Regions from separate parts of the Mus musculus genome. Here region 2 is linked to region 1. The links are chromatin loops, found by intact Hi-C in ENCODE. Cell type or tissue: heart. All regions are shown on one strand. Links, peaks and the distances in the headings refer to the core of each region. The heading gives the core; the rest is flanking DNA.

Region 1 (2,500 bases), core at 1-2,500:
ATGTGTTGTTGAGATCTCTGAATAAAGAAGAAACAACAAACTGGGGATGAGATGGGATAAACTCAGAGGGTTGCATGACAGGCAGAACTGTGTCTAGAAGATAAATTCTGCCGCACTTGGACTCTACTTCCTATATAGTTTCCTGCTCACTTCCCTCTCCAGCAGCTATCCCATTGCTGGCAATAACGAGCTTTTAAAATGCCCTTGCAGCCTGGAGAGGTAGCTCAGCTGACAAAGTGCTTGGTACTAAAAGCCTGAGGACCTGAGTTTGGTCTGCAGAACTTTCATGTCAAAAGCCAGATATGGACTGGGCATGGTGGTGCATACCTTTAATCCCAACACTCAGAGACAGAAGCAGGAGAATTATATAAATTTGAGGGTGGTCTGGTCTACATAGCAAGATTCAGTCTCAAAGAATAAAACAAAACAAAATCTTAGACATGGTGGTATGTGCTTGGAATCCCAACTATCAGGAGATGGGGCCAGGTGGATCATGGGCTTGGCCAGTGAGAGGTCCTGCCTCAAAAAAGGAAAAACAAGATGGTAGATAGTCCCTGAAGATATTCGTGCTCTCTCTCTTCTTCTCTGTCTCTGTCTGTCTGCCTGTCTGTCTTTCTGTCTCTGTCTCTCTGTTTCACACACACATACACGCATCACACACACATACAAGTTGATTGCTTAGAAAGTATACACACACACACATTAAATAAGTTACTTAATATTTTGATCAAGCGTCCTACTTTGGTATTTTCTTGCAGTGGGTAACATATTACACTGTAATGTATGATTTTAGCTTGTTTGCAGGCCAAAGGTCAAACTTGGGTATATCTTTAGGAGCAGCCTACCTTGTGTTTTGAGTCAAGATTTCTCACTGAAATCTATGACTTGCTAAGTGAGCCCCAGGGACCCTCCTGTCTCTTCCTGCTTCAGACTAAAAGCACACACCAACACCACCACACATTTTTACATGAGTTCTGGGATCAAAACCTGGATTCTCGTAGGTGCCTGGCAAACACTTCACAGACTCAGGTTCCTGTGGAGTTTTGAGATGTGTTTCCTTTGACTTATTTGTTTGCTGTTTCTTTCAGTCAACTAGATGTGGCATTTCCAAAGCCTTTACACTATGAGATCTCTGAGGGGAAAACAAAAAACAAAAAAACAAAAACCCAAGTTGTGAATGGATACAGAAGTTCATGCTCATAAAGCCACCAGGTGTCACTGTTGCGTTCCCAATCAACCATGCCTCCGGTAGTCTTGATGAATGTCATTCTCAGCTCTGTGTGGAACACAGCCTGAGTGGCCAGCTTCAGCTTCAGCAACTGAGAGCACGGCCTGGCAGTGGCTCTCCAGTCACCACCCTCTCAGTCGCCTCCCTCATGCGTGTCATCCCTGAGCTCTCCTCTCCTCACCCAAGAAAGCAGAAAGCATTGCCCAGGGGTTTTCAGACCCTACCTCTCAGTCCCAGCTGCTGCATTCTAAGTTTTATCAAAACAGGTAAAATCCTTGCAAGCCAGTTGTAAACGGCAAACGTAAAAGACAAACGTGAGTGGCTGATATTTTGTAAAGGTCTTATTTTTATTATTATTTTTTTGATTCTGCATGCCTGTGCATGTGTGCACTCAGGTTCATGTGTGCACACGCATGTGCCTATGTGAGTGCAAGTGCCCTAGCAAGGCGGAGGCATCGGGTCTCCTGGAACTGGAGTTGCACGTGGTTGGAAGCCAGACGTAGGTGCTGGGAGTGAGCACTGCGAGAGCAGCACGTGCTTCTTCTCTCCAGCTCCATGTGTTGCCTTTGCATAGAGGAAGGCTTTCTCATTGGTCAGGATGCCATGGCCAGGAAGCTGGCAAGGGGGAGATGTCAGGGTCTGGTTATTTTCCTTTGCTTTGAATCCCATTGTTCCTACCTTCTCTTCCTGCACAGCCCACACCCAACTGTCAGTGAACCCCATCTGTCCAGTTCTGCTCTCCAGGCTCAGCAAGGCGCACATTACACGGTGGTATTTTTATTCGGCTTTAAATGAAATCATGACATTCGCAGGAAGACAGATGAAACTGGAAGTTACTGTGTCAGGCTAAACCAGCCTGCTGCAGACAGACCAATGCTGCTCACTTTCTCTTCTGCAAAGCCTAGACTTAAAGTGTGTGAGTGTGTGTGTGTGTGGGGGAGTGAGGTTGGGGGGACAGGACTAGAAGGGGAATCATGAAAAGAACAAAAGAGAGCTTAAGGAGGTTGTGGGGAGGAGAGTGTCTTAGGTTGCTTTCTATCGCTATGATAAAACACCATGACCAAAAGCAACTTAGAGAGGAAAGGGTTAATTTGGCTTCCTCTTTCACATCACAGTGTGCCATTGAAAGAACCTGGCAGTGGCTCTCCAATCCTGGAGGCTCTCCAGAACCTGGAGGCAGAGACTGAAGCAGAAGCAATGGAAGAATGAATCTGTATTGGCTTGTTCTTCATGGCTTGCTCAGTCACACTTCTTACACCATCAGGACTACCT
Region 2 (17,100 bases), core at 6,261-8,760, 330 kb after region 1:
CAGAGTTTCATGTAGTCCTAGGTTGGTTTCAATCTCACTGTGTTGTAGTCGAGAATTACCTTAAATGCCTGTGAGTACCACCATCATCTGTTTGAAGATAAACTTTTTGAAAGAAATTCCAGAAAAAAAAAAAAAAAGAACTAGAACTCACTCTGTAGACCAGACTAACCTCCAACTCACACAGATCTACCTGCCTCTGGCTCCCTGGTGCTGGGAGTAAAGGTGTGTACCATTACATACATCCTGAGAATAACTTTTTAAATGATGCAGGATGCACATAAATGACAAGTGGGCACACTGATGCACACCTGCAATCCCAGCACTTGGGCAAGGAGAACCAGGAGTTCACGGACAGCCTTGGTTATATAGTGGGCTATTTTTAGTTTCTTTGAGCCATTCATTGCTCATCTGTGTCAGATTTAACATCCTTTTGATTACTGAAACCTTTAAAATGTATTCTTAGCACACTGAAAAAAGCTAAGCATGTCATCAGGTAGCTGCTGAGACCTATAGAGTTTTCTTTGCTTTGTTGTAACCACCTACCACAGCCCTCGTCAGTCTATTTGGTGAACATACTGATCTCTTTGTTCTGTAACTAATAAAAATCTCATGTAATCACTTCCACAGTGGAGCACGGCAACCTGAATCCATACCCGGGCTATGGCCTCTCAGATTCAGCTCTGAAATGAATTCTTTTGTATTCTCTTTGAGGTAAAAGCTGTGTGCCTGCATGGACAATTGCATAGAGATAATGAATATATTAATGTATGTATAAATTTGGGGGATGCACAGTTTCATTTTTTTTTTTGTTGTGGGCATTTGCTTTTTTATTAGTTTTTAAATTAGCATGTGAAGTAATGAGTTTTATTATGGCATCCTTATAACTATTTTGTTGATTTTCTGCTCCCATCCCCCTCTGCACCCACAATCCTCACAGGCTGGTCTCTCCTCCCTTGCTCCATTAATTCCCCTTTCTTCCTGTTCTTCTTTCTCTTCTTCTTCCTCTCCCTCTCCCTCTTCCTCCTCCTCTTCTCCTTCTTTTTCCTTCTCCTTCTCCTTCTCTTCCTTCCTTCCTTTTTTTTTTTTTTTTTTTTTTTTTTTTTTGAGAATGGGTCTTAAATAGATGCTGGCATCCTTATGTATCCAAGGCAATCACCGCACTCCTGATTCACTTGCTTCTACTTTCCAGATGCTGGGATTGCAGGACTGGGACACTATATTGACCTTCTAAGAATTTTAAATTATATTAATTAATTAATTTGTGTGTGTGCCATCAACATGGCCCACATGTAGAGGTCAGAGGATAAATTGCAGGTTCTGGGGACCAATCTTAGGTCATCAGCCTTTGTAGTAAGCGCCTTTATCTGCTGAGTCATCTTGTTGGCCCTATGAAATGTTTTTAATTTCATACAAACATCACTTTTAGGTTTCAAACCATCTTTCTTGTCCTTTAATCTTAGTCACTGCTCTGATGCTGTGAAGAGACACTATGACCAAGGCAACTCTTATAAAAGAAGGAATTCAATTTGCTTACAGTTTCAGAGGTTAATCTGTTATCATAATGGTGGGGAGCATGTCAGCAGGCAGTTATGGAGAAGTTGAAAATCACATCCTGACCTATGGTGGGGGACAATTCTGTTGGTATGTGCTTTTAAAGCCTCAGAGCCCACCCACAATGACACACTTCCTCCAATAATGTCACAGCTCTTAATCCTTCTAATCCTTTCAAATAGGGGCACTCCCTGGTGACCAACCATTCAGATATGAGTCTATGGGGGTCTTTCTTATGAGAACCACCACAGACACTATGGGAAACCTCAGAATGGCACTATAACACTCAGCCTTTAAGGGATGAGCCATCTCTCCAGTCTCATAACTCTCTGTTTATTTGTGATTATTAAATCGGCTCTAATCCTGATAAAAACTCTAACCTCATATTTGCAGTGTCTCTTTCTCCTCCTTGGCTTAATGGATTTTGCAAGCAGCAGGAAAATTCTGATTTAACTTTTTCTTCTCCATCATTGAGGCCAGAGAAGACCTAGGGGAAAGGGGGAAACGGCATGATATCCACTTATGTGTGGAGAAGTAGATGTATGTGTGTGATATAGTGAGACTTCTCTGTCTCTGAAACTCACCAAATCTAGGTGCATGGCTGATGAGTAGCAGGTACTGTATTAGCTTTTCTGTGGTTGTGTGTATGACAGTACTTTAGGGGGTCATGGAAAATGTCTGCTTGCCCTAAGCAAATCCACCATAGCATACCCTCCCCTAGACCTCTCCCATTGACAGTCAAAATCTCCTATCACAGACACTCTTGAAGAAGCCATTCATTTCCACCTATGCTTGAATGGAAGAACTCTGACCATAATACTTACCCTGAACAAGAGTGGATCTCTAGAAAAGAGCCACAGTTACCAGAGTAACCAAACAAGCCCTGGCTTCTGCTTCAACTGACTTTCTATCATCTGTACAGTGGTTCCTGTAAAAACAACATTCCTGCAAATTGAATACATGGCATCCCATGGAAACTAATCCTGAGAGACAGCCATTCCTTACCCCAGAGATAGCCTGAGTGTCTCTGCTTGTCCACAGATCCTTGTACAATGAATAAGCCAAAGTAGCCAGGCTAAAGTGACACAGCTAGCAAGAACACAGATCAGAGATTAAATACAGATAAAATTGACAAGCTGTATGTTTTAAAAAGAAATAAGCCAGCTACAGAGTTGAGCAATAGAATAAATTGAACACAGAGACTTGGTTGTTAAGAAATAGTTTAGGCAAGGATATAGTATCCTCAACTGACCTACACTGCTGCTCTCCGTTAATGTGAGATAACCATTCAAATCTGTGATGTTTGACCTTTAATTTTGTTTGTGGTTATATTTATTGGGGAACATAATTTTCATGGTTAACCTCCCTACTTTAGTGACAAGTCCCATGATTTTTGACAAATTTTCATGGTTGTAGAATAAAGACTAGGACCAAACACAGTGTTTTCAACCTAACCCTTCTAAAAGTCCTGCATGTCCCTACTGTCATTAGCCCAATCCTACAGCAGGTATTGATTTCTGCTCCTTTTCCATTAAACCTTATAGATAGAGGACTATTGTTTATACACCTTGGATTCTGGGTTCTTTGTTTTATTGTCTTAGTTAAGTATAACTGTCAACTTGACACAGCTTAGAGCCACCTGAGAAGTGAGTCTCTAGTGATGGGTTGTCCAGAGCAGATTGATCGTTGTCATGATTTTGGGGATTGTCTTGATTGTTCACTGAGGTAGGAGGTCCAATGCATTGCGGATAGTATCATTTCCTAGGTAGGTGGTTCTGTGCTGGGTAAGGAAGCTGAGTGAGCACGAGCAACATTCCACCATGACCCCTGGTTCAAGTTTCTACTTGAGTTCCTATCTTGACTTCCCTTACTGATGAGCTGTAACTTGTAAGTGTAAGCTAAATAAATCCGTTCTTTCCTCTCTTTGAGGCAGGCTCTCATTGTGTTGCTCTGGATGGCCCGAAACTCGCTCTGTAGACCAAGATGGCCTCAAGCTCATACATATCTGCCTGCCTCTGGTTCCAGAGTGCTGGAATTAAAGCTGTGTGTCATCATGACTTGTTTTGTTTTGTTTCCAAATAAGCTTATTGGAGTAAGGCAGCCTGAGGGTAAAGGTGTTTGATGCTCGATGACTCAAGTTCCATCCTGGAAACTACATAGCAGTGCCAAAAGAGAACTGACTCCACTGAGTCGTCCTCTGACCTCCACCCAAGTGCACACATCCTTCCCCTCTCTCTTTCACACACACAAAAGAACATTAAAATGGCAATGAATCATGCTTGAGGGTCTCGGGGCGGGGGGGGGGGGGAGGCCATTCTCCTATCCCATCTGAAAGGGACCATTTTCTAGGACGGTCACAAGAAATTCCACTGTCAGCGAGTGTGTCAGATCATAACACTCTTGTTCAACCCTTGTGACCTCACAGCTTTATCTTTTCAGATGAACTGGGCTCTATCCAAGGCACAGCTAGAGCCACCCTATGATCTCATTGTGGAAAAGGGGAGGCAGGAAAGGGGAGGAGGCTCTCTCAGAAATGAAGTTTGAGCGATGAGAAAAGCTTCTGTTTGACTCCTGAGACACAGAAGCACCACCTTCCAGTGGGAAGTCTCCATCCATGCCCTTGGAATGGGCATCAATTCCTTCCCTCTGCTCCTTTCTTTCTGTCAACCCCCATGCTTAAATCCATGCTAAACCTTTCCTTTTTACTAATAAATTCCAACTCTGCCTCAAACTGGTTTGCCCTAAGTTCTGTTCTCTGTTGAAATCATGGCTCTTTGTAACTTTACTCCAGTGCAGGTCCCCAAAGGATAAGGGAACTCCTTAGGCTGCTGGAGGCAGAGTCGACAGGGTATCCTGTTGCATCATCACTGGCATAGACATATTCTAAAACATTTATTTCAAGAATTTCTTAGTCCAGATGTGGTGGCACAGGCCTTTGATCTAAGCACTTGGAAACCAGAGGCAGGCAGGTCTCCATGAGTTTGAAACCAGCCTGGTCTACATGGAAAGTTCTAGGCCAATCAGGACTAGTGTGACTCTATCTAAAAATAAATAAATAAATAAATAAATAAATAAATAAATAAATACACACACACACATATATACACATACATATATAAATATATACACACATACATACATAAATATACACATACATGTCTGTGTGTGTACTATGTCAAGGAACACAGATTTAGGTTGAAACAAACAAACAAACAAACAAGCAAGCAAACAAATTTCTGGGACAGGCAGGTATGGTGGTCCATGTCTAGTTCTTAGGGTGCTGAGACAGGAGAATTGCTGTGACTTTGTGGCCAAACTTGGTTACATAATAAATTTCATCCCTGCAGATTTTATTATATCATGTGTTTTACCACTGACGTACATATCCAGGCCCTGTTCAGCTCTTAATATTTTAAAAATAGTTCTGTATTGGGCTATTCATCTACCAACTTTAAATTCACAACCAATCAAATCAATATAAATATTTTGCATTTTGATGGGTAGTTCACCAAATACAAAATAATAGCAGGACGGTGCTTTTTCTCTTAATGAAGTCACACATCTGTCTCGATTGCACTGCATTGAGGGGATGAAGGCTCAGCATCAGTTTTATTTTTATTTTTCATCTTTAGAGAGATAAGCACCGAGAAAACCTGATTACATAAATATGTAGATATAAGAAGTAGAAGGAGTTTTGTTACAGTTCTGCCAATCAATTCTTGGAACGATGAGTTATTTTCTAAAAAAAAAAAATCATAGAGTCATCTTTGTTGAAAATTGCTTTTAATGAGTTATCAGCTTGCTACTCAGTAAAGTCTTTCAATTCTGTTGCCCAAATCATTGGAAGTCATCTGACTTGCAAAGAGGCTCCTCTTCTGAAAGGCATTCATTTAGCCCGTCACTAGGAAGCCTATTAAAAAGTATTATAAAGGTGGCCTGTTATCTCAGTAGCAAAGATCCTTAGGAAGAATAATCAGGAAGTCCGTGATGCAGGTTAGTGGGGAGGGTCCTTGCCTAATATGCTTGAGGCCCTGGGTTTCATCCCCAGCACCTCATAAACCACATATAATCCCAGCATTGGCGTGGGGGCATGAAGGCATGATGACCTGAAGTCCAAGGTTATCTTCAACTTCACAGCAAATCTGAGGCCAGTCTGAGCTAAAGGAGACCCTGCCTTGAAAAAACAAAACAAAACAAAACAAACAAACAAAACTACTAACTTGTCAAGTTAAAAGGATTGGAAATTAGTCATTTCAACTCCTCCCCCAAACCCACCCACCCTACCCCAAAATAAAAACAATTTAACTTGATTTCTTTTTATCCTTTTCCCTTCCCTTCCCTTCCCTTCCCTTCCCTTCCCTTCCCTTCCCTTCCCTTCCCTTCCCTTCCCTTCCCTTCCCTTCCCTTCTCCCATCTCCTTTTTTTTTTTTTTTTTTTTTTTTTTTGGAGACATGGTTTCACAATGTAGCCCTGGCTAGCCTGGAACTTTCTACGTAGCCAAGGTTGGCCTTGAACTCACAGAGATCCTACTGCTTCTATTTGGAGTACTGGGATTAAAGGGACACACCAGCACTCTAAACCTGAAGAAAATTGTGATTATCTAAATTTGTGTCTAATAGGCCCTTGAAAATTAGTTGCGTATGGTAGTGTAGGACTGTAATGCCTGCGCTGAAGAGGCTGATGCAGGAGGATCCTGAGTTCAAGAATAGCCTTGGTAAACTGGGCGTGGTGGCGCACGCCTTTAATCACAGTACTCAGGAGGCAGAGGCAGGCGGATTTCTGAGTTCTAGGCCAGCCTGGTCTACGAAGTGAGTTCCAGGACAACCAGGGCTATACAGAGAAACCCTGTCTGGAAAAACCAAAAAAAAAAAAAAAAAGAATAGCCTTGGCAAATCAGTTATAGCACTATTTGTAACACTCATTTAACTTTTTTTTTCTATGTATAGCTTTTTGGTTGGGGTGCTATGCTTAACTTTTTGAAGTATTTTGTAATAAAATATAGACATGATATTGTCATTGCACAATACTTTCAGTACACAGGGAGCAAGAGATAGTTTATTCTTTTTTGTTTGTTTTTGTTTTTTCGAGACAGAGTTTCTCTGTGTAGCCCTGGCTGTACTGGAACTCACTCTGTAGACCAGGCTGGCCTCGAACTCAGAAATCTGCCTGCCTCTGCCTCCTAAGTGCTGGTATTAAAGGCGTGCACCAACACACCCGGCAATAGTTTATTCTTGAGTTAGATATGTCCAGGAACACAGGTTCAGTTTGACCTAGATAATATGTTCTTACATGGAAATGATTTCATGAAATATTTACAGTTACCGAACAACAGAAAGTCAAATCAAGGCACTTTTCAAATATGCTGGTGAGAAAAAAAGATGAAAAAGGGAAAAGAAAAAGGAAAATGTCGTTTATTGTTTTGAACACCAGGGAAGGGCAAACAGGGTCCCTGTATTTGGGGTTTCTCTTGAACTTTTAACAGAGAGTATCCTTGCTGTCTCCCTGTATCCTGCTGTGAGGCCCCAGCTCTGAAGACAGGGGATGGGGGTGGGGTGGGGGCGGGGTGGGATCGAAGCTGAAAGCCTGTAGATGAAAGGAAGCGCGGGAAGCCGGGGCAGATGACACGTGACCTTCTTTACTCTGGTGGAGGCAATGGCCTCTGGTCTCAGGGGCATATTTATACAAAAATCACACAAAGGTGGCACTCTGCCAGGGATGACTCATAGTTACATAACAGGCTACATCGTTGGTGATATGTGCTGCTGGCTGACTCATCTTCCCGGATATCCTGTGTGAGCCATATTTAGCACATTATGGATTTCTACATTGGTGCTTTGCTGTTTAAACCTTTTCGTGGCCCGTATGGCCTTCAGTTCTCTTTACCTGCCTTTCATTTTTTTCTTTCTTATAATTTTTTCTTCAGTATAGATTTGATGCCTTGTAGAATATCCCATCTTCTGGATATATTCAGTTGTTTCTATCTGATATATTTTGTTTGTCTATTTATTTATTATTATTAGTCCCTCTCTCTGTGTGTTACGTCCATATCTGTGCATACACGTTTGCCCGTGTTTGGACATGGTTGTGTGGAGGTGAGTGTGCAAAGACAGCCTGGGATAAATGAGAACCTTCCCTAAAAAAAAAGAGAGACAGAAAGAGAGAGGGAGAAGGAGGGAGGGAGGGAGGGAGGGAGAGAGAGAGAGAGAGAGAGAGAGAGAGAGAGAGAGAGAGAGAGAGAGAGAGAGAGAGAGAAAGAAAGAAGAAAGAAAGGAGAAAGAAAGAAAGAAAGAAAGAAAGAAAAAGAAGAAAGAAAGAAAGAAAAAGAAAAAAAGAAAGAAAGAAAGAAACAAATCAACAACATCCAGGTTTGGGCAAAGACTAAATTTAAATATGTATTTAATAAAATATAAAAAACATGGCTCACTTTCTATGGAATATTTCCCAGGACCAGCAGCCATCTCTTGCATTTTATTTATTTATTTATTTATTTATTTATTTTTTGAGACAGGGTTTCTCTATAGCCCTGGCTGTCCTGGAACTCACTTTGTAGACCAGGCTGGCCTCGAACTCAGAAATCTGCCTGCCTCTACCTCCCGAGTGCTGGGATTAAAGGCGTGTACCACCACGCCCGGTCTCTCTTGAATTTTCTAGGTGGGAGATGCGTACCCTAAAATTGCACTGTGCTCTGGCAATGGGTAACTAAAAGTTCAGTCTCAGAAGACTGCCTCCCACCCCCCAGTGCCCAAACCCCGGAGCTTCTAGAGACCAGCTGGTTGTAAATTGAGGCTGTTTACACAACTCCTTTCATAGGTTCAATAATTTATTACAAAGGTCTGCAGAACCCAAGGAAAAAGTGACATTTGCTGGCTTCTTACAAAGGACTACAAGAACTCATGCCTATTAAACCAACAATACTGTTATTCCTAGCATCATAGTCTAGAATATATCTCGTTTCAGAGGAAACCAATATGGTCAAAATATCCTGCTTTAATACCATGTTTTCCCCACGACAGCAGTATAAATCCAACAGGGACATGACTCCATATGTAGGCTTTATTGGCTGCTAACATGTCTCCATTTAAGGCGGCTTTACAAACTGCGTCCCTGTGAGATGCTCTGAAGGTTTTTGCACCACAGGTTATTGTACCACTCTGAGACTTGGAAAATCTTTCCTTTGTAACACAGGAGAACTGTGAAAGGGATGTGTCTGCTTTGGCCTGTGCTTGCTTTCTCAAGGTGTGTGACAGGCTTTCCCCATAGAGGGGTAGGGGGGGAGCCAATTCAGCCTAATTAAAAGTAGAAAAGGCAAGTTTATTTGGGAAATGGGCTCTTGGGTGAGTTCACCAGTCTCAGGGGGAAATACTGGAAAAAGTCGCAGGCAGACGATATCGTGGAAGTTTTTTATAGACTGCAGGTGAAAGAAAAGGATGCATTTGCCACAGAATGTGTGTGTGTGTGTGTGTGTGTGTGTGTGTGTGTGTGTGTGTGTGTGTGTGTGTGTGTTGGGGAGCCTTGGGTGGCTGGTGACTTCATGAGGTTGGGACAGTTGTCAGGAATGTCAGGAATGCAGGACTGGGCTTTTGGTGCCTTTTCTGTTTGTAGGCTTTCTAGGGGAAGGGGGAAGGGAATTTGCTGGACCATGTAGGTGAGGGACACAGCCAGGATCTCCAATTAGTGTACACCAGCTTTAAGAAACTGGCTTGTGTAAGGTAAGGATCCAGCTGATTTCTTAGAAACTTGATGCACACACACACACACACACACACACGCGCGCTCACACACACACACACACACACACACACACACACACACACCACCTTCCTCTGCTTGATCCTGAGCCTCCATATCCTGCACATGAAGACTTTAGACAAGTGCTACCACACCTGGTTCTATGCTGTGCTTGGGTTTGAACCTAGGGCTATCTGCATGCTAAGCAGATAGTCTACCAGTTCAGCTGTATCCTCAGCCCTTGCCATGTATTTATTTGTTTGAATCAAATATCACTATGTAGCTCAATTGGTTTTAAACTCAAAAGCCCTTCTGCTTCGGTCTCCTAAGTACTAAGACTATGGGCATGTGGTACCATGCCCGGTTCTACTTATCTTTAAATTTTCTTTAAAAACATTTGCTTGTTTGATTTGTTAAGAGTGTGCATGTATGTGTGTGCCACGTGTGGAGATCAGAGGACAGTTTGCAGAAGTTTGTTCTGTCCTTCCATCATATGGATCCCAGAAAAGTCAACTTGTTGGGCTTGCCTACAAGCATCCGTAAAGACTGAGCCGTCGTCTCACCAGCCCTCAGCTTGTCTTTTTTTTTTTTTTTAACTTTAATTAAAAAAAAAAAATTGTGTGTATTGGTGTTTTGCCTGAATATGTATGTCTGCATAAGGGTGTTGGGTACCCAGGAACTGGAGTCATATACAGTTGTGAGCTGCTATGTGGGTGTTGGGAATTGAACCCAGGTCCTTTGGAAGAGTAGACTGTGCTCTTAACTGCTGAGCCATATCTCCAGTCCTGCTACTCTTACCTGCCCCCCTCAGAAATCTGCCAGCCTCTGCCTCCTTGGTGCTGGGATTAAAGATGTGCACCATTCATAGTTCTTCTATCTCTCAAATAATAAGTTCCCTGTAAGTTATAAAATTTGACTTCTAACTCATCTATTTAGAGTAAGACCAACAAAGCCATCCTAGTGGATAAGACTAAGTTGTTGCAGGGCAAATCTCACTTGTCTGCTCACTAGCAGCATGTATGCAGGCAAATGACTTAAAATCTATGAATCCCAGCGTAATCAGCAACAGAATGTCTATCACTTGTGCATTTTGAAGGCTGAATGAAGTATTTTAAATGCAAAGTGCTTTTAGTAGAGCACTCAGTAAATAGAAGCACTCAACAGATTACCCTTGGCCGCAGTGTTTCCTTAGAGATCTTACCCAGTCACTACCTAGTCCCCATACTCAGACAGTGAACAAGTTCTGTGGTGGTTTGAATGAGAATGGGCCTCATGGGCTCCTAAATTTAAATACTTGGTCCCCAGTGTTGTGTTTTATAAAAAGGTAAGAGAAAACAGGGATGTTTAGTGGAAGCCAAGTGTGGTATGGGGGAAAGGGGGTGCCTCTGTGGGCCCATGCCGAAGCATTCCTTCCTCCTGGGGAATCAGCCGCACAATGGTATAGTGTAGAATAGAATTTATTTAGAATATGGGGAGGTGAGTAGAGGGGGTAGTAGAGACAGAGAAAGGGAGAGAGAGAGAGAGAGAGAGAGAGAGAGAGAGAGAGAGAGAGAGAGAGAGAGAGAGAGGCTAGCCATGAGCATGTGGAGAGAGGGGGGAGGGGGGGAGGAATAGGGGGAGAGAGAGAGAGAGAGAGAGTAAGGAGCAAGAGGACAAAGCAAGAAAACAAGAGAGAATAGGGCAAGCAGCCTCTTTTATAGTGAGTCAGGCACACCTGACTGATGCTAGGTAACTGTGGGGCAGAGCCTAGACTAAATGCAGACGCCCAGTAGCTGGAACTGTTTGGAAAGGATTAGGAGGTGTGGCCTTGTTGGAGGAGGTGTGTCAGTGGCCGTGACAATGTTTCCAAAGCTCACACTATTTTCAGTGTCTCTTGATCTGCTTTGCCATAGTGCCTCAAGATATAAGCTCTCAGCTCCACTCCAGTGCCAAGCCTGCCTACTCTCAACCATGCTCTCTACTTTGATGGTTATGGATTCTAACTCTTCTGAAACTGTAAGCCTCATGAAAACTCTTTCTTCTTTTAAGTTGCCTTGGTCATGGAGCCTTATCTCAATAACAGAATAATTTTTAAAAAAGTCCCTAAGACAGGTCATTCCATAGAATTCTTTTCTTTTCCCCCTTTACTCTGATTCTGTCATCAGGTAGCTTTGCTAAATGAACTTGAGCATCGTAAGTGAAATTCAGTGTGTGTTTACTAAAGAAGTGTACAGTAGCAAGCTTTAACAGAGTTGTAACTCCCTTCTGACTAGGGTGTGTTTCACTCATCGTGAGAGTGATGAGTTCCATGGTTCTGGAACTCAGTTCTCATGGTTCCTGCTCATGGGCTCATTCCACTGCACCTTGACACCTCTCAGAATGGAGCATCAAGACAAACCACTTGGGATTTACCACAACCACAGTGTATTTAAAGGATGCCTCTGTCAGAGAGAAGAGGTCGGGGATCAGGAGGAGTAGAAGGAGGGAAAACTACAGTTGGGGTCATTGAATGAGAGAATAATAATGATTACAATACTACTACTAATAATAATAATTACAATAATAAATGCCTCTGCAGCTGGCCTCCTGGATGTCTCTATGCTGCTGGCCTCCTGTGAGCCCAGACTGAGTTTCAGCATCAGCATCAACATTGTGAGTACTGCCATCAGGGAGAGTGGGGCTGGGTCTCACATTTGTAAACAGAGCACTAAACTCAAGTGGGAGAGCATCTACAGGTCCCAGGCCAGCCTGGGATGCTAAGTCCGAGAATCTGTCTCAAGAAACCCAAAAATCCACCAATCCAAAACAGTTGGGGAGGTAGGTGGGACACATATTTGTAATCCCAGCACTTAGGAAGATGAGACAGGAGGATCACCATGAATTAAAGTACAGCCTGGGCTAAAGAGTGAAAGTTATCTCAAGATAAAACCAAACAAAAGGAAAACCCAGGCAAACCAAGGAAGCAGGTTGGTGAGGAGAGGCTGAGGCTACAGCTCAGCAGAAGAGCACTAGCCTACCATGGACAAGCCTCCTCATTTGATTTCTGCCACTAGAAAAAAGGGTTTGTGTGTATGTGTAGCAAAGATATATTCATATGACATTCATAGCACAAAACAAATGTATAGAATAATTAAAATAGCAATATATAACTATAGCCTATATAGCTATAGCCAATTTTTGACAACAGTATTAAAAACATACATTGGGGAATAAAAGTCCCTTCAACAGTGGTGCTGAGAAACTAAAAACAAAAGCAAAAAAAACCAACAAAACACTATTCACACACCAAAGAATGAAAGTAGATCCATATCTCTTACCTTGAACAAAAATAAATTCAGAATGAATAAAAAATTTTAATAAACATTTGAGACATTGAAACTGGTAGACTAAAGGGAAAACCTTCAAGACACAACTGTAGGTATGAACTTTCTGAAAAGGACTCTAGTAGCACATGAACTAACCCCAAAGAATTGGTGGTGGGATTACATTAAAGAGCTACTGTACAGCACAGGAAACCATTAACAGAGTGAAGAGACCCTGTACAGAAGAAGAGGAGAGAAAATCTTTGCAAGCTGTACTTCAAAGAAAAAAATAATATATAGACTATATAAAGAACAGATCTAGGATATATAAAGAACTGTGAAGAGCAGGGCGTGGTGGCGCACTCCTTTAGTCCCAGCACTTGGGAGGCAGAGGCAGGCGGATTTCTGAGTTGGAGGCCAGCCTGGTCTACAAAGTGAGTTCCAGGACAGCCAGGGCTACACAGAGAAACCCTGTCTTGAACCCCACCCCCCACCCCCCAAAAAAAGAGAAAGAACTCTGAAAATCAAGCACAAAACAGACATCTTCAATTAGCAAATGGGTTCATGAATTGAACAGTTCTCAAAAGAAGAAAGACAACCCAGGTGCAGTGGCACACTCCTGTAATCCCATAACTCAGAAGGTGGAAGCAGGAGGAACAGAAATTAACCTGTTTCAAGCCTGGTGGTGATGACGCACACCTTTAGTGTAAGCACCCAGGAGGCAGAGGCAGGCAGAGGTCAGCAGATCTCTGTGAGTTCAAGGCCAGCCAGATAGTTCCAGGACAGCCAGAGCTGCACAAAGAAACTGTCTCAGAAAAAAAAAAAAATTCCAAGGAGGAAACATAAATAAATGATTAATAAATATTTTGAATAGTCTTAAATATCCATAGATATCAAGAAAATAAAAGTTAAAGGTACTTTGAGATTTCATTCCAACAGAGGACAACACATACTTGATAGTCCATAGAGAAAGGACAGTAGTTATGCTGTGGAAATATACGTTGGTATAGACTCTGTGGAAATCAGTGTGGTTTCTTAAAACACTGAGAACAGACCTCCATACAAGCCAGGTATACCATTCTTGGGTATATATACTCTGGGGACTCTAAGTCAACATACCACAGACTTAGTTAATTACACACCCATATTTACTGAGCCACTGTTGATGCTATCCCGGAAACAGTTCAGATCTAGGTGTTCATCGCAGAGGAGTGGATGAGGAGATGTGACACATGAATAAACATGACACTTTATCCAGCAATGAAGAAAAATGAAATAATGATATTGGCAGGAAAATGAATGGAATTGATTTAATTTTTATGTATATATTGGAGGGGGGTGAGCATAGGTCATGAGACTAGGAAGGGGTCCATGACAGGGACAAAAGAAATCTTAAGGGAAGGGGAGAACAAAGGAACAATGGAACCCGTCTAACATGAAAGCAGGACACAGGTTACTAAGTGAGGTGTGGGAACCAGTATGTGGATACAGGGAGATGGGAAGGTTGGGAAGAAACAAAAAAGGCGTGTCTGAAAAAAACCTAGCCCCTGGCATAGTGGCACATGCCTTTAATCCCAGGACACAGGGAGCAGAGGCTGTTGATCTCTGTGAGTTCAAGGCCAACCCTGTCTACATAGTGACTTATAAGACAACCAAAGCTATATAGTTTTGTTTGTTTGTTTGTTTGTTTTGTTTTGTTGTTTGTTTTTAAAGCACAGAAACCTATCACTTACTATGCTACTTAAAATAAAGTTGATAATTTTCAAAAGAGGGGGGATGTGGGTGATATGAGTATGTCTGTCACTCAGTGGTGGAGTCACTTGGGTTTGATTCCCTACCAGCTGAAGCAGGAATAGCAGTGTGACATACATTCATGTGGTGTTGAAGACAGAGGCTGACCTCTCTGAGATGGCCGGAGAACCCACCAAGGATGAGGCAGAGTGTGTACTCAGCATCAGGTAGAATCGTGAACCCAGAAGGATGGAGAATCCAACCAGGTTATGGCCAGTGGTCTAGACAGCAAGTTCTGTGGTGACCTGGAGATATGAACAAGGAGTAAAGCCCATGGCAGGCGCTGGCATGTCAGGATGGTTCTAGTTTCATTTCTATAGCTGTGATATTTTAATATCCTGACAAAAGGCAGCATAAGGAAAGAAAGAGTTTATTTAGCTTACTCTTCCAGGACATAGTCCATCACTGCTGGCAAGTCAAGGCAGAAAATCATCACATCAGGCATTGGTTACTTGTCTTTTGCTCTGATTAAAAACAAACAAACAAACAAACAAACAAACCAAAAAAAAAAAAATCCATGACCATGGCAACTTATGGTAGAGAAGGTTTATTCAGCTTACGTTCTGGATGGGTGAAGTCCACTTGATGGAGAGCTCACATCCTTTTTCTTTTTCTTTTTTTCCAAGACAGGGTTTCAGCTGGGTGTGGTGGCACACACCTTTAGTCCCAGCACTCGGGAGGCAGAGGCAGGCGGATTTCTGAGTTCGAGGCCAGCTTGGTCTACAAAGTGAGTTCCAGGACAGCCAAGGCTACACAGAGAAACCCTGTCTCAAAAAAACAAAAACAAAAACAAACAAACAAACAAAAAAGAACTGGAGGATGGATGGGCTATGTAACCTCAAAGCCTGCACTGTAACGGGCATCTTCTGGCAAAGCTACATTACCTAAATTTCCCCCAGACAGCACCACCAGCTGGTAACCACATGTCCAAATACCGGAGAGGGCGGGAACATTTCTCATGCAAAGCACCACATAACACATCCACAGTCAAGAACAGGACAAAGATCATTTCTTGCTTGCTTAGTGCTCAGTTAGCTTCCTCTACTGGTATATAGCCTGAAGTCTGACTCAGAGAACTGTGTCACCTACATTTACACTGAGTCTTTCTATATCAATTAACAATCAGGAAACTCCACCAGAACTGCCTACTCTGCCCAGAGGACCTGGTTTCCATTCCTAGCACTCACATGGCAGCTCGCAACTCATCTGTAACTCCAGTTCCTCGGAATCTGATGCCTCTTTTGGCCTCCCCAGGCAATAGACATGAAAATGGTGTGGAGACACATGCAGGCAAAACATCCATACCACATAGAATAAATAATGAAAAGAAAAAGACAGTGTCCCACAGGCAAGCCACCCTGATCAAGATAACTCCTAAGACTTTCTGCAGATAATTCTAGGTTGTGTGAAATGAAGTCAAACTTAAGTAGAACAAAGGTCCTCGTGTCTGAGACCAGAGAACCAAGAACAAAAGCTACACAGTGGGTGTGTCGAAAAACAAATGATTCTGTAGGTAGGCCCTTTCTGTTAATAAATAGGCTACATACCTAAAACTTAATGAGTAAAATAAAACAGCTTCAAAGACTCAAAGGGGCTATAAATTTTGTCTATAGAATACAGAACAGAATAATATCCTTCTTGCTCAAGGTTCCTCCTATTTGGCCTCATCTTCAAAACCATCGCCACAAATGTTTCTCTAAAATACAAACCCAGACAATTTTCCATTAAAAAGCTTTGGATGGTGTGAGACCTGAGCTCTACAGCCAGGGAGTGATAATTTCAGGGAGCTGGAAGCAGATGGAACATACTTTATTCACTCTGGCGAAGGCAGTCAAGCACCCCACTTCCAGGTTTCAGTAGTATAGTTACAAAGAATCAGACAAAAGTGGCATCTTGCCAGAGATGACTCATAGTTACATAACCAGGGATTACATCATTGTTTATTTGTATAAGCTGCTAACTCATGGTTCCCTGGATATCCGGTGTTCTTATCTTAGCTCATCGTGAGTATCAATGCTGGCACCACGGTGTCTAGATGCTAATTGGCCCTTAGGGCCTTTGTTCCACTCAGATGGCCTTTCTGTGCCTGTAGCAAAGTCAACTCACTGGAAAGATTCTAAACCCTCCACTGTCCAGCCCACTCTCGATAGGGATTACTGTCCACCCAAGCTCTTAAACACTGCTTACCAAAGTTTGCATTTCATGGGACAGTACTAGTAGTGTGCGAGTACTACATCTGTGGCTATAATTATTTGCCACAGAGTGAGTAGAGTATTAAGAACCAAACTTTATTTGGCTCACAGTTTTGTAGGCTAGGAAGTCGAGATCGGGTGGCCACAACTGGTGCATTTTATGACTGGAGACTCTGAAGAGATTCTGTACAAATGGTACAGGCCTTTATATCATCATATGTTGGGAAAGAGAGTAGCATTTGTGGTGGTTTGAAAAAGAATGACTAGGACAAAAGCTGGGAGTGACCACGGTGTTGTTAGAAAAGCGTGAAGACTTGGGACTTTCGATGAACAAAGCTTTTGAACGCTGTGTTCCGGGCTTAATGGGCCATCCTAGTAGTGGCTCGGAAGACAGTAGTGCTGAGGTCAGTATGAACTATGGAGGTCTAGCTCAAGACGTTTTATAGTGGCTGCTGAACTATAGTTATACCATCATGTGAAAATATTCCTAATTTCGAGACATGGTTTCTCTGTGTAGTCCTGGCTGCCCTAGAACTCACTTTGTAGACCAGGCTGGC

Evidence for each region. Peaks named below come from ENCODE experiments on the same cell type or tissue, not always from the same donor. Only the 100,000 strongest peaks of a DNase experiment are listed, where the experiment ranks them.
Region 2: it touches region 1 in a loop (2.3-fold over the local background); 2 of 42 quality-filtered maps call a loop at or near these places.

What each region holds. Positions count from the first base shown.
Region 1 is chr6:38,065,211-38,067,710 of GRCm38, reverse strand. All of the region lies in intron 14 of Atp6v0a4 (ATPase, H+ transporting, lysosomal V0 subunit A4), which reads left to right. Among named protein-coding and RNA genes, the nearest start is that of Svopl, 19 kb to the right of the region's middle. In heart, for the core only: a CTCF peak has its summit at 1,199 (motif pointing right); a DNase peak (open chromatin) is centred at 1,310.
Region 2 is chr6:37,722,730-37,739,829 of GRCm38, reverse strand. It overlaps Gm38791 (a long non-coding RNA gene), which reads right to left. Exons shown (of 4, transcript XR_868982.1): 4 at 5,449-5,725. Among named protein-coding and RNA genes, the nearest start is that of Gm38791, 17 kb to the right of the region's middle. In heart, for the core only: no CTCF peak of the experiment used is centred there; a DNase peak (open chromatin) is centred at 7,249; H3K4me3 peaks cover 313 bases; H3K27ac peaks cover 1,323 bases.